4 separate regions of the Homo sapiens genome follow, and all the other regions are linked to region 2. A link is a contact called in ENCODE Hi-C or POLR2A ChIA-PET data. All regions are on one chromosome and are shown on one strand. The core of a region is the stretch at or near the end of the contact, and the rest is flanking DNA. Distances in the headings are between cores, read along the strand shown. Region 1 has its middle 33 kb from the start of NUAK2. Region 2 holds the start of PPP1R15B (protein phosphatase 1 regulatory subunit 15B). Region 3 holds the start of LAX1 (lymphocyte transmembrane adaptor 1). Region 4 holds the start of ATP2B4 (ATPase plasma membrane Ca2+ transporting 4).

Evidence for each region. A loop is a pair of places that touch in the nucleus more often than their neighbours do. ChIA-PET counts read pairs that join two places held with the same protein, here RNA polymerase II (POLR2A). Pooled maps may share reads with other maps.
Region 1: a map of naive thymus-derived CD4-positive, alpha-beta T cell shows a loop between it and region 2 (4-fold over the local background). The contact joins the enhancer-like site here to the promoter of PPP1R15B in region 2. A Hi-C loop is called at or near these places in 1 of 168 maps with a recorded cell type or tissue (naive thymus-derived CD4-positive, alpha-beta T cell), 1 of 37 single-sample maps with no recorded cell type and 10 of 50 pooled maps. POLR2A ChIA-PET finds 5 or more read pairs at or near these places in 2 of 52 experiments (Caco-2 and activated T-cell).
Region 3: a map of naive thymus-derived CD4-positive, alpha-beta T cell shows a loop between it and region 2 (24-fold over the local background). The contact joins the promoter of LAX1 here to the promoter of PPP1R15B in region 2. A Hi-C loop is called at or near these places in 2 of 168 maps with a recorded cell type or tissue (CD4-positive, alpha-beta T cell and naive thymus-derived CD4-positive, alpha-beta T cell) and 8 of 50 pooled maps. POLR2A ChIA-PET finds 5 or more read pairs at or near these places in 2 of 52 experiments (activated CD8-positive, alpha-beta T cell and activated T-cell).
Region 4: a loop to region 2 is called in a map of naive thymus-derived CD4-positive, alpha-beta T cell, with 4 times the contacts of the local background. The contact joins the promoter of ATP2B4 here to the promoter of PPP1R15B in region 2. A Hi-C loop is called at or near these places in 1 of 168 maps with a recorded cell type or tissue (naive thymus-derived CD4-positive, alpha-beta T cell) and 8 of 50 pooled maps. POLR2A ChIA-PET finds 5 or more read pairs at or near these places in 1 of 52 experiments (endothelial cell of umbilical vein).

Annotation. Positions count from the first base shown.
Region 1 is chr1:205,287,055-205,289,754 of GRCh38, reverse strand. No RefSeq gene overlaps it. Among named protein-coding and RNA genes, the nearest start is that of NUAK2, 33 kb to the left of the region's middle. Within about 2 kb of position 1,399, at least 13 of the 41 ENCODE cell types and tissues checked have a DNase peak (open chromatin) inside an H3K27ac peak, as active enhancers do.
Region 2 is chr1:204,410,411-204,413,161 of GRCh38, reverse strand. PPP1R15B (protein phosphatase 1 regulatory subunit 15B) reads left to right here and starts at 1,345. Exons shown (of 2, transcript NM_032833.5): 1 at 1,345-2,751. The coding sequence starts at 1,751. RefSeq lists enhancers at 1,058-1,107, 1,118-1,817, 2,078-2,227, 1,534-2,368 and a silencer at 1,153-1,599.
Region 3 is chr1:203,763,699-203,766,435 of GRCh38, reverse strand. It overlaps LAX1 (lymphocyte transmembrane adaptor 1), which reads right to left and starts at 1,253. Exons shown (of 5, transcript NM_017773.4): 1 at 782-1,253. The coding sequence starts at 870. RefSeq lists an enhancer at 1,011-1,370.
Region 4 is chr1:203,625,478-203,628,318 of GRCh38, reverse strand. It overlaps ATP2B4 (ATPase plasma membrane Ca2+ transporting 4), which reads right to left and starts at 1,487. Exons shown (of 21, transcript NM_001684.5): 1 at 1,100-1,487. RefSeq lists enhancers at 746-1,618, 1,619-2,493.

The sequences.
Region 1 (2,700 bases), core at 150-2,649, 880 kb before region 2:
AGGACATGCTTAACTAAAAAGTTATTCATTTTTTTTTTTGTTTTTTTTTTTTTTGAGACGGAGTCTTGCTCTTTTGCCCAGGCTGGAGTACAGTGGTACAGTCTCGGCTCACTACAACCTCCGTCTCCTGGGTTCAAGCAATTCTCCTGCCTCAGCCTACTGAGTAGCTGGGATTACAGGCGCACGCCACCACACGCGGCTAATTTTTGTATTTTTAGTAGAGATAGGGTTTCACCATGTTGATCAGGCTGGTCTCGAACTCCTGACCTCATGATCCGCCCACCTCAGCCTCCCAAAGTGCTGGGATTACAGGCATAAGCCACTGCCCCTGGCCTTCTATTCATTGTTTATCTGAAATTCAAATTTAAATGGGTGTTCTGTGTTCTGTATTTTTACTTGCAAAATATGGCAACCCTAATAGCAGGAGAGATTTGGGTTAGTCAACAGGATGAACTTGGATCAGATATTGGGATTCTGACCCAGGGAAGGATGGAGAATCCCCTATTCTGGACAGCTTTAAAAAAGGAGAATGTGGGCCAAGTGTGGTGGCTCATGCCTGTAATCCCAGCACTTTGGGAGGCCAAGGCAGGCGGATCACCTGAGGTCAGGAGTTCAAGACCAGCCTGACCAACATGGAGAAACCCCGTCTCTACTAAAAATACAAAATTAGCCGGGTGTCGTGGTGTATGCCTGTAATCCCAGCTACTTGGGAGGCTGAGGTAGGAGAATCGCTTGAACCCAGAGGGCGGAGGTTGCGGTGAGCTGAGATCACACCATTGCACTCCAGCGTGGGCAACAAGAGCAAAACTCTGTCTGGAAAAAAAAAAAAAAGAAAAAAAAGGAGAATGTGGCCAGGTGCGGTGGCTCACACCTATAATCCCAGCACTTTGGGAGGCTGAGGTCAGGAGTTCAAGACCAGCCTGGCCAACATGGAGAAATACTGCCTCTACTAAAAATACAAAAATTAGCCAGGTATGGTGGCACATGCCTGTAATCCCAGCTACTCAGGAAGCTGAGACAGGAGAATCACTTGAAGCTGGGAGGCAGAGGTTGCAGCGAGCCAAGATCGTGCCACTGCACTGCACTCCAGCCTGGGCAGCAGAGTGAGACTCTACCTCAAAAAAAAAAACAAAAAAAAAAAGCAAAAAAAAAGAAAGGTGAATGTGTCTGAGGACTGAAGGGCAAGCCTCTAAATGCTTAGGGGTAGAGTTTATAGTCAGAGGGACCTTCCTGCAGCTGGGCCAGAGACTCACCCACCCTCTAGAAACCTCAGCAGCTGAGGATGAACAAAACCCACAGGAAGTGGTGGAAGTGAAACTTGGTGTCAGTGTTGTTGTTATTAAAAGGGGGAAGTGACACCGGGTGAGTGAAGGGTGGGTGGAGGTGAAGTCTCTATAGGCAGCGAGGTCATTCGGCAGCGCCCCCCTTCCTGCTCTGCTAAGAATAGTTACGGTTGTGATAGGGGTGTGGTTTGTCTGAGGCTGGGGGAATGAATCTCGCTTGATGTCTGGATGGGGCAGAGCAGAAGTAGCACTGGGGTGGTCAGAGCTTCAAGTCAGGTGGCAGCAAAACCTAAGAAGCATTTTTGGGTTTGGAAATAAACAAATAAGTGGCCTCAGAAGCAGCTCAGAGGAGAAGGATCCTGCCTTCCAGCTAAGAGAACTATAAGAGGGAAGCAGGGCCCATGACCATGACAGTCCCTCCTCTAGTCAGCTTGGGAAGCTCTGAGAAGCTCTTTCCATTAAGAGAGTCAGGGATGCTCCAGAAATCAGGCTGGCAGGGAGGCTGCAGTGCGTTTTTGTCTCTAGCACTTACTGAGCACTTACTGTGTGCTTGACATTGTGCCAGGCCCTGAGGCTCCAGAATTAAATACAGTGTGGTTCCTGCGCTCCAGAGGTTGGAAGTCCAGTGGAAGAGATATGCATCAAACTAATATAAATTCATGAATTCATTGTGATCAGAGGTAATAGTTGAAAGCCCAAGCAGCAGCCTACCTACTGTGAGCCTGAGCCCACCCCTCAGCAACTCCCCAGCCCTGGCCCAGGCTGCAAACCAACAGAGGCCGGAGTCACCCAGCTGCCTGCAGAGCAGTGCATCAAGTCAGGACCCTTTCTCTGCCCAGACGTCTTTGCCAACTGTTTGGAACAAAGGGAAATCATCTGGTTTGGGGAAAGACATAAGAATGACCGTTTTCTTTCCTAAACCTTCACCCTCTCCCATTTCGGCCTGAGAAAAGCTGTTAGATGCTTCTTCAGAGGGTTTCTAAGGGCCACAATTGCCTTCCACCTAAGAGGGAACAGGGTGGGGAGGGGTGGCAATGGCCTTCTTTGACCGCAGAGGTTTTGGATTTAGCCTGAAGTCACAGAACAACTGAAGCCAAGAGACAGTTCACCCTTTCTGGTGTCTAGAGCTTATTGAACAAATGTCCATTGACCCCCTATTGCTAGGGGCAGGGGTGAAATATTGAGTTGAGTCCAGGGCTCCAGCCTACTAGAGGCACAGTCTGTAGAGAAGTCAGATAATGACCAGGCGGTGCCTAAGCTGGATCTGAATCCAGGGCCTTTAGTCATCAGACACTGGACAGATTCTTCGTGGAGGGAGTTGGGCCTTGAAGGCTGAAGAGTTTTCTGGGTCAAGTACATGTTTAGGGAGCAAGAATTCCTTGGAAACTTAAAAACTGGTCTCCCATGGTCAAGTCTG
Region 2 (2,751 bases), core at 96-2,595:
TAGGAGAACCCTGAAATATCTGTCAGGCTGGGCGCAGTGGCTCACGCCTGTAACCCCAGCACTTTAGGAGGCCGAGGCGGGCAGATCACTTGAGCTGAGTTTGAAACCAACCTGGGCAACACGACGAAACCCTGTCTCTATAAAAATATGCAAAAATTGGCCGAGCACGGTGGCTCACGCCTGTAATCCCAGCACTTTGGGAGGCTGAGGCGGGCGGATCACAAGGTCAGGAGATCGAGACCATCCTAGCCAACATGGTGAAACCCTGTCTCTACTAAAAATACAAAAAATTAACTGGGCGTGGTGGCACACGCCTGTAGTACCAGCTACTAGGGAGGCTGGGGCAGGAGAATCGCTTGAACCCGGGAGGCGGAGGTTGCAGTGAGCCGAGATTGCGCCACTGCACTCCAGCCTGGCGACAGAGTGGGAATCCGTCTCAAAAAAAAAAAAAATTTAGCTGGGCGTGGTGGTGCGAGCCTGTAGTCCCAGCTCCTCGGGAGGCTGAGGTGGGAGGCTCACTGGAGCCCAGGAGGTTGAGGCTGCAGTGAGCCGAGATCGCACTACTGCACTCCAGCCTGGGCGACAGAGCTAGACCCTGTCTCAAATAAATAAATAATAAAAATCTAAGACTACGATAACCCTACAGTTGGCCCGCGGGGCATTCAACCTTCCATGGATTGAAAATATTCGGGAAAAATAAAGATAATAAAACATAATACAAATAAATACAGTATAACAACTAGTTCCATAGCACTTGCATTGTATTAGGTATTATACTTAATCTAGGGGATGGTTTAAATATCTGGGAAGGTGTATGCAGGTTATATGCAAACACTATACCATTTTACATAAGGGACTTGACCGTCTGCGGATTCTGGTGTCTACGGGGTCCTGGAACTAATCCCCATTTCATGAGAGGGGATGACTGTACACACGTCAGTGTGTATTAGGCCATCAAAACGCCTCCGGGAAATTCTCGGGTTATTTTGAAAACCCCTCCCCTCCCCAAGACCTTTAACCTAGAGGGCTGTTGGGGCGGTCTCCTAGGAGACCACACAGAAACGACTGCGCATGCGTGCATTCCCCCCCCCCCCCCCCCCCCCCCCCCCGCCCCGGCTGATGCAACCTCACGCTGCCGTGCGGCTCTACCTCGAGTAAGGAAGCCGACAGGGAAATCTGGCAAAACCAATCGGCGGCCACACGGAAGTGGGCGGAAAGGCCCGCCCCCCGGGGATTTTGCGAGTGACGTTGGGCGGCGCGGCGCTAGGGACGTAGACGCCCAACAGTCCTGCGTCTCTTCCGGCGTCTAGGGGGGTGTCCTGCCGGCGCGCGGGCCCTGCGGCCATTTTGGGCTTCGCTTCCACCGCACCAGCCGGCCTACCCAGTCCTTCCGGTATCGCGTTGCTCAGGGGCTTTTCAACCCTCTGTCAGTCGGAAAACCATCGCCGAGGCCGTGGGGGGACTCCTATCCATGGTGTTGAAGCGTCGAGCCGACTAGGGAACCTCCTTCCCCGCCAGGATGGAAGTCGCATCAGTCGCCGCCTATTGCGCGGGCTGTTCTTCCCTGTGTTCTGCCGCCCGCTGCCGCATTCGCTGCCCTCTGTGGCTTTTCTGCTGGCTCGAAGATCGGCCTGGAGCAGCGACGCCACCGCTGGGCAAGGCCGAGACTCTGTAGGCTTCCTCCGAATCCCGTCGACCTCCAGCCGCTGAGCGCCGCGGCCCTACCTGAGAGACTGTCAAGAAAAAGGAGATGGAGCCGGGGACAGGCGGATCGCGGAAACGGCTTGGCCCTCGGGCGGGCTTCCGGTTCTGGCCACCCTTTTTCCCTCGGCGATCGCAAGCAGGCTCTTCTAAGTTCCCGACGCCTCTTGGCCCGGAAAACTCCGGGAACCCCACACTGCTTTCCTCTGCCCAGCCCGAGACTCGGGTCAGTTACTGGACGAAACTGCTCTCCCAGCTCCTTGCGCCGCTCCCCGGATTGCTTCAGAAGGTGCTAATTTGGAGCCAACTTTTCGGTGGAATGTTTCCGACCAGATGGCTAGATTTTGCTGGAGTCTACAGCGCCCTGAGAGCCCTGAAGGGACGGGAGAAACCAGCCGCCCCCACAGCGCAGAAATCTTTGAGTTCGCTGCAGCTCGACTCCTCAGACCCCTCGGTCACCAGTCCCCTTGATTGGCTAGAGGAGGGGATCCACTGGCAATACTCGCCCCCAGACCTAAAATTGGAGCTTAAGGCCAAGGGAAGTGCTTTGGACCCTGCAGCACAGGCTTTTCTCTTAGAGCAGCAGCTGTGGGGAGTGGAGCTGTTGCCCAGTAGCCTTCAATCCCGTCTGTACTCTAACCGGGAACTTGGCTCTTCGCCCTCTGGGCCTCTAAACATTCAACGCATAGACAATTTCAGTGTGGTATCCTATTTGCTGAACCCTTCCTACCTGGACTGCTTTCCTAGGCTAGAAGTCAGCTATCAGAACAGTGATGGAAATAGCGAGGTAGTCGGCTTCCAGACACTAACCCCAGAGAGCAGCTGCCTGAGAGAGGACCATTGTCATCCCCAGCCGCTGAGTGCAGAACTCATTCCGGCCTCGTGGCAGGGATGTCCACCTCTTTCTACGGAAGGCCTACCAGAAATTCACCATCTTCGCATGAAACGGCTGGAATTCCTTCAACAGGCTAGCAAGGGGCAAGATTTACCCACCCCTGACCAGGATAATGGCTACCACAGCCTGGAGGAGGAACACAGCCTTCTCCGGAT
Region 3 (2,737 bases), core at 4-2,503, 650 kb after region 2:
ACATGACACTGCAACCTCTGTTTCCCGGGTTCAAGTGATTCTCCTGCCTCAGCCTCCTGAGTAGCTGGGACTACAGGAGCATGCTACCACTCCCGGCTAATTTTTGTATTTTTAGTAGAAACGGGGTTTCACCATGTTGGCCAGGCTGGTCTTGGCCAGGCTGGTTCAAGAGTGGGGGTGATCCGCCCCACTCGGCCTCCCAAAGTGCTGGGGTTACAGGTGTGAGCCACCGCGCCCAGTCAGCTGCCAATGTTTTTAAAGTTTCAACTGTGGATGGATTTTTAATTTTGTTTGTATGAGATTGAAAGTAGTAGCAGTAATTCATACCCATGATTAGTTCTGTAAGATTTTACGTCCTAAGGACGTATCTTTATTACATCTATCACTACATTTTTTATTCATGACAAGTTTTTGGATCTCAAAACACATCCTTGGAAAACTCAGCCTTTTGTTTCTGTCATGGTGACACCTAGGAAAGACTGATGATAGGGTTCAGGGCCTCCGAGAGGTGAGAAATCCAACCAGTCTAAGCAACTAGCTTTAAGGGCCAGTGTTATCACAGTTTTTCCTCTACCACAATATTTTCTTTCTTTCCTCAATACCTTCCTTTCCCCCTAGCACCCCTGAGCAAATGCCTCCAAGCCTAGAGTTTGGTGGTTTAGTAGACCGAGCCTGGGTGTTGAGAGGTGGCAGCACTGCTGTGTAAGAAGCTCCTAAGGGTGGACTAGGACCTTCTGCCTAAATCAGGGCAGGGTGGAGCTCACCACCCTGAGTCACTCACCTGTCCAGGCTGCGGGGAGTCACATGCAGAGTGCTGGACTCCAAGGTCCTCCCTCTGATTGTCGAAAGGGTTGGAGTGACACCATCCATTGTATCAGGAACCTTTGAGATGCTCTCTGGCTTCAGCTTCTAAGTTTCTCTTAATCATAATCAGTTAGCCAGCATGTCTACCACTTCTCCCCACCCCCGCAACAAACTCCCTATCTCGTGTCTACCTCTGAAACGTCAGGCCAAGTTGACCCAACATACAAAAGCAACAGGTTTGGTTCTACCTGGACGTGGCTAATGCCCACTGCAGGAAGTGCGATCTCATCCGGACATGGTGCTTCCAAGTGAGGTGGCTCAGGGAGAATCTGTGGCCTCTGCCTTCACGTTTCTGGTGGAAACGTGAGGGGCACAGAGGGGGAAACTGCCAAGAGGCTCAAGAGAGGCTCCGTGAGAAGCTCGTCTTCCTTCAACACCCAAAGCAGAGTGAAAAGAGCAAACCACTTTGCCAGAATGGAAACAGAGAGTCAGTCACCGGAAACGACACCACCAATGTGCTAATGAAGCACAGGGCACAGGAAACTCTGCTCAGCTCTTAATCTGCTAGAAGAAAACATATCTTCAACCCACCGTTCCTGGGTTTGCCAGGTGCTCTGTGGTCTGTGATGAGTGTGATTAAAAATGGGGCAGGGTAGTAGAGAACTTGTGATTCTTCACCCTGAGTTTCTGAGACACTTAGAGTTGTATAAGTCTTCAGATTTACAGTATTTTCTAAGCAAGTCTAAGGAGCACTGGAGGTTGCCTTTTAGAGTGAAATGCAGATCTCCGGGACCCTCTTCTGATTCAGTGGGTGGAGGCTGCAGAGGGGGCAGGCTTTGGCTATCGATGCTTTCCAGGTGAATTTGATGGAGCTTTCAGGTGATTTTGATGGAGCTCATCTGTGTTTCATGTTTTGGGAACCTCTGCTCTGGGTACTACCTTAAGAATAGAAGTTATGCTGGGTTAGCAGGACCCCTGCTCCCCCAAGGCAACCTTCCACAGCTCCTGGCTGCTGGTGATCTCCTGTTCTCAGGGCTCTTCTGAAGATCAGTCACAGTCTTACTTGTCACACACCTGTCTCAGAAGCTGAACAAGTTCATCCTTAAGAGCTACCCAAAGTGTTTGAAGATTGTTCAAAATTTATTGCTAACTCCCCTCCCTTCTTGAGCCTACTAATCTCCGGAAACACTCTTTGCATCTTGGGAGAGTCCAAAGAGAAGGGGCCACTAAGACTGTTGTAAGGATGTGAAGAACCTCTCTGATTGCACTTTCCACAAGGAAATGGATTCCCAGATGAATGGAAGGGCAGACCAGCAGTACCCTCCTAGAACCATGCCTCCCTCCCATCTCTTCCCAGTGGACATTGAGGTCCTCAGCTTTCCTGAGGTGGCAGCCCCTGGCCTGTCTGCATCCAGACTCTCACAGAGTCCCCAGGGGCTGCAGACTGGCCATGGCTGGCTTTCCAGGGAGCTTTATCATTCCAGGTCCTGGGCCCCTTCCCTCCCAGGAGCTTCACCTGGTAGGAAGCAGAAATGGCTCAGAGGCAGCTGGTGCTGGAGCTGGAACCTGGGTCTCTGCCCACTTCTCCTTTGGATCAGGTCTGAGTAGGAACTAGGACTACTCACAAGATCCATCATGCTGGTGGCAAGGACTGGGGTCCTGGGCCATTGGAACCAATAAGGGACTGTGAGAATCAGGACCTCGGAAGGCAGTACACGGAAAGGGCACATGGAACCAAACCTCAGAACCATGACTGCTAATTAAAAAAAAAAAATTTTTTTTTTTTTTAAAGAACTTTTCCATTGCATGTGATCATTTCAGGGCCTCACTTATCTTATCTACCCAATCTGCTGCAGTTAGACCAATCTTCCCTCTGGTTGTCCAATTCTCTCCTGCCCCCACATCTCAGGGAAATCACCACCTCAGAGGCAGC
Region 4 (2,841 bases), core at 238-2,737, 780 kb after region 2:
GCGGGTACCCTCAGGGAGGTGGAGGAGTGTAAGAGGCCAGACTCGACTCGGGGAAGGATGCCAGCAGCCCCCTCTACCAAGAGCGAGCCAAGTATGTAAAAGAAAGAGAGAAGGGAGAGCAGGAAGGACAATCCCAGTCTTAATTCCTAGCTCTTCAGCAAGCCAAGGCAGTGGCCCGAGACGCTCAGGGATCCTTCCACAGATGCCTGTGGCCCACCCCATCTGCCAAACACTCACCAGCCCCACAGTGTCCAGCCTCGACATCGGAAACTTTTCAATTCACCCTTCTCCTTCCTCCCCTTTGGGACCAGAGATGTGTGGGGCGGTGCCCTCGGAGACACTCATACAGTTGGTTCTGGACGCTCACACACACTCAAACAACAGCGGTACGAGGTAACTCCCAGCTTTTTCCACAGCTAATTATACATGTGAAAGTCTGAGGATGTTTTGCAAGCAGCACAGAGAAACTGCTGAGGTTTCTCTGCAAAGCTAAAGAAATTTAATTCGTGCACTCTCCTTCCCCACTCCTGCCAACTTCTCCCAGCCCACCTCCACCCCATGGCCCCAAAGTGCCCCTCTCCTAGTTCCCGCTGCAGCCCCTCTTTCTGCTGAAGATTTCTTTGGTTCCTTTTTTTTTTTTTTTTCCATCTCTCTTTTGGGCTTTCGAGAAAGGGAACAGACACGGAAAATATTTTTGCAACAGTTTTCCATCCTGCGTCTCATTCCCAAGCCAAGGGGGGAAGGGGAGGGCAGGAACGGAATGGGTTGAGGGAGGGGAGATAAATATTTTTTCCAAGAGCTCAATTTTGGTGTCAAAAAGAGAACCCTCCATTACCCTACCCCATAGCCCAGGAATGACAAGAACTAGGAAAAGAGAGATAAATCACTTGTTCGACTATATGGTTTCTCAGAACTGATAATAGGTAAAACAGTATTTGACAAATCTGTGCACACACACATATTTTAAAAAAAATCCTCCAAACCCAGTCGCATGAAATATTCTAGAAAGAGGAAAATCGGGGAGTTTTAGAAGCCATTGAGAGAAAAGAAAGAAACAAAGTTTGCAAATCACAAGTCAATTCATTCTCTGCAAGCCTACCTCTCTTTCTAGCAAAGATCCAGGTTTCTTCAGGCGGGACTCTCCCTCCGGGTTTCCATGGATGAGGGTAGGGTGGGGTGACCACCCACCAGTCTCCCCAGTGTGGCAACCAAGCTAGAGACGCTGGCTTTGCTCTCTTGCCTTTCTGGCTAAGGCCGGGGAGTGGGCTGGGTCTCCTCCCCCTGCCCCTCCAATGGGAAGGACCTCTCAGGTTCCTGAAAGAAAAAGGGTGCAGGAGAGCTGGGCGGGTGTCTCTGATCTTGCTCTCTTCGGAGGGATGGTGCCCCACGAAGTTCGTGCCCCCCCTCCCAGCCCCCAGCTTTGGACGATCTCAACAGCAGAGCTTTCTTAAGAAAATGCTTGTCATGGCAACAGCTCTAGCTAACTCGGGCCAGACTCTTGCTCACCAGCTCTCCCCAAGCAGTGCGGGAAGAGAGAGGGGAGGAGCAGGAGCTGGAACAGAGGTGGGACTTGGCGCGAGGCCAAACCATTACTCTACTGTTAAGGTGGCCCGATTCTTGCGGTTACTTCCTGGTTCGTCTTAAGGGGGAATGGGAAAAGAAAGGGAAGCAATCCTCTCCCCTGTCGGCTTTCTTCCCCGCCCTTGCTCTCACTTGTTGAATAGAAAGCTGAGTAGGGGTGGAGGAGGGGTGAGGGTGGAGGTGGGGAGTGGATGTGGGTGGCGGTATTCAACGGTTGCTGGGCGGAGGGGAAAAAAAAGGAAGCTTGGGCAGGCGGCTGGCTTCCTGCAGCTCCTACGGGCCTCTCAACCCCTTACTCACTTAGATCCAGGACCCAGAAACCCGAGGTGTCTGTGGACACTTGTATGTCCCCTCCTACCTTCCTGCTCCTGTCTGAATAGGGGGTTCCTTGGAGAAGGAGAATAAATTGTTTTGTAAACACACACACACACACACACACACACACACACACACACACACACACACCCGTCCTCCCCTACACCTTATATACAGGTCACATTTTGTTCCCTCTTGTCCCTGTACCCACCAGAGGTATACTGACAGTGCATGAAAATAGCTGCTTACTTTTGAGTCCTGCTATGCGTGGGCTATGACACCAAAAGCTTTGTCTATATGGTATCGTTTCTAGTCCTCATTTAATCTTGAAAGGTACTTATTATTAACCTCATTTCCTAGTTGAGGGAATTGAAGATTGAGTGTCTGGCCCAAGGTTATACATCCGGCTAATGACAGAGCCAACGATTCAAGACCAAGTCAGACAGACTCCAAAGCCCGAGTACTTTCCTGTACTTTGTATCATACTCCGGCACATATTTCCGTTTTAATTTGCACACACTCAGACATCCATGCACACTTATACACAGCCTGTAAACAGTTAATCACACCCCCATACCCACACACCCACTAGCATTGTGCAACAGTGCCACCCATAGATTTTGCATAGAACTTTATGGCTTTCAAGCACAAACATGCACCATCAGCTGGTTCACACAACATATCTTCATTGACTGACAGATTCCCACACCTACCTCAGCAAACACACTCATGTTTATATGCTTATGGAAGGCACATTGACATATGTCTCACAGGTTATAGCTATGAGCTATGCTGTGAAGAAGGTGACTGGCCACTACTTCCCAACCTTTTAAACAGAGGGTTGGGAAAAGGCCTCTTTGATCCTATCATTCTAACCCAACAGCTCACACCACCCCCTGTCCTTCTTTGCTGTCATCTCTGCCCCCAAGAAGCAGAGCCACATGT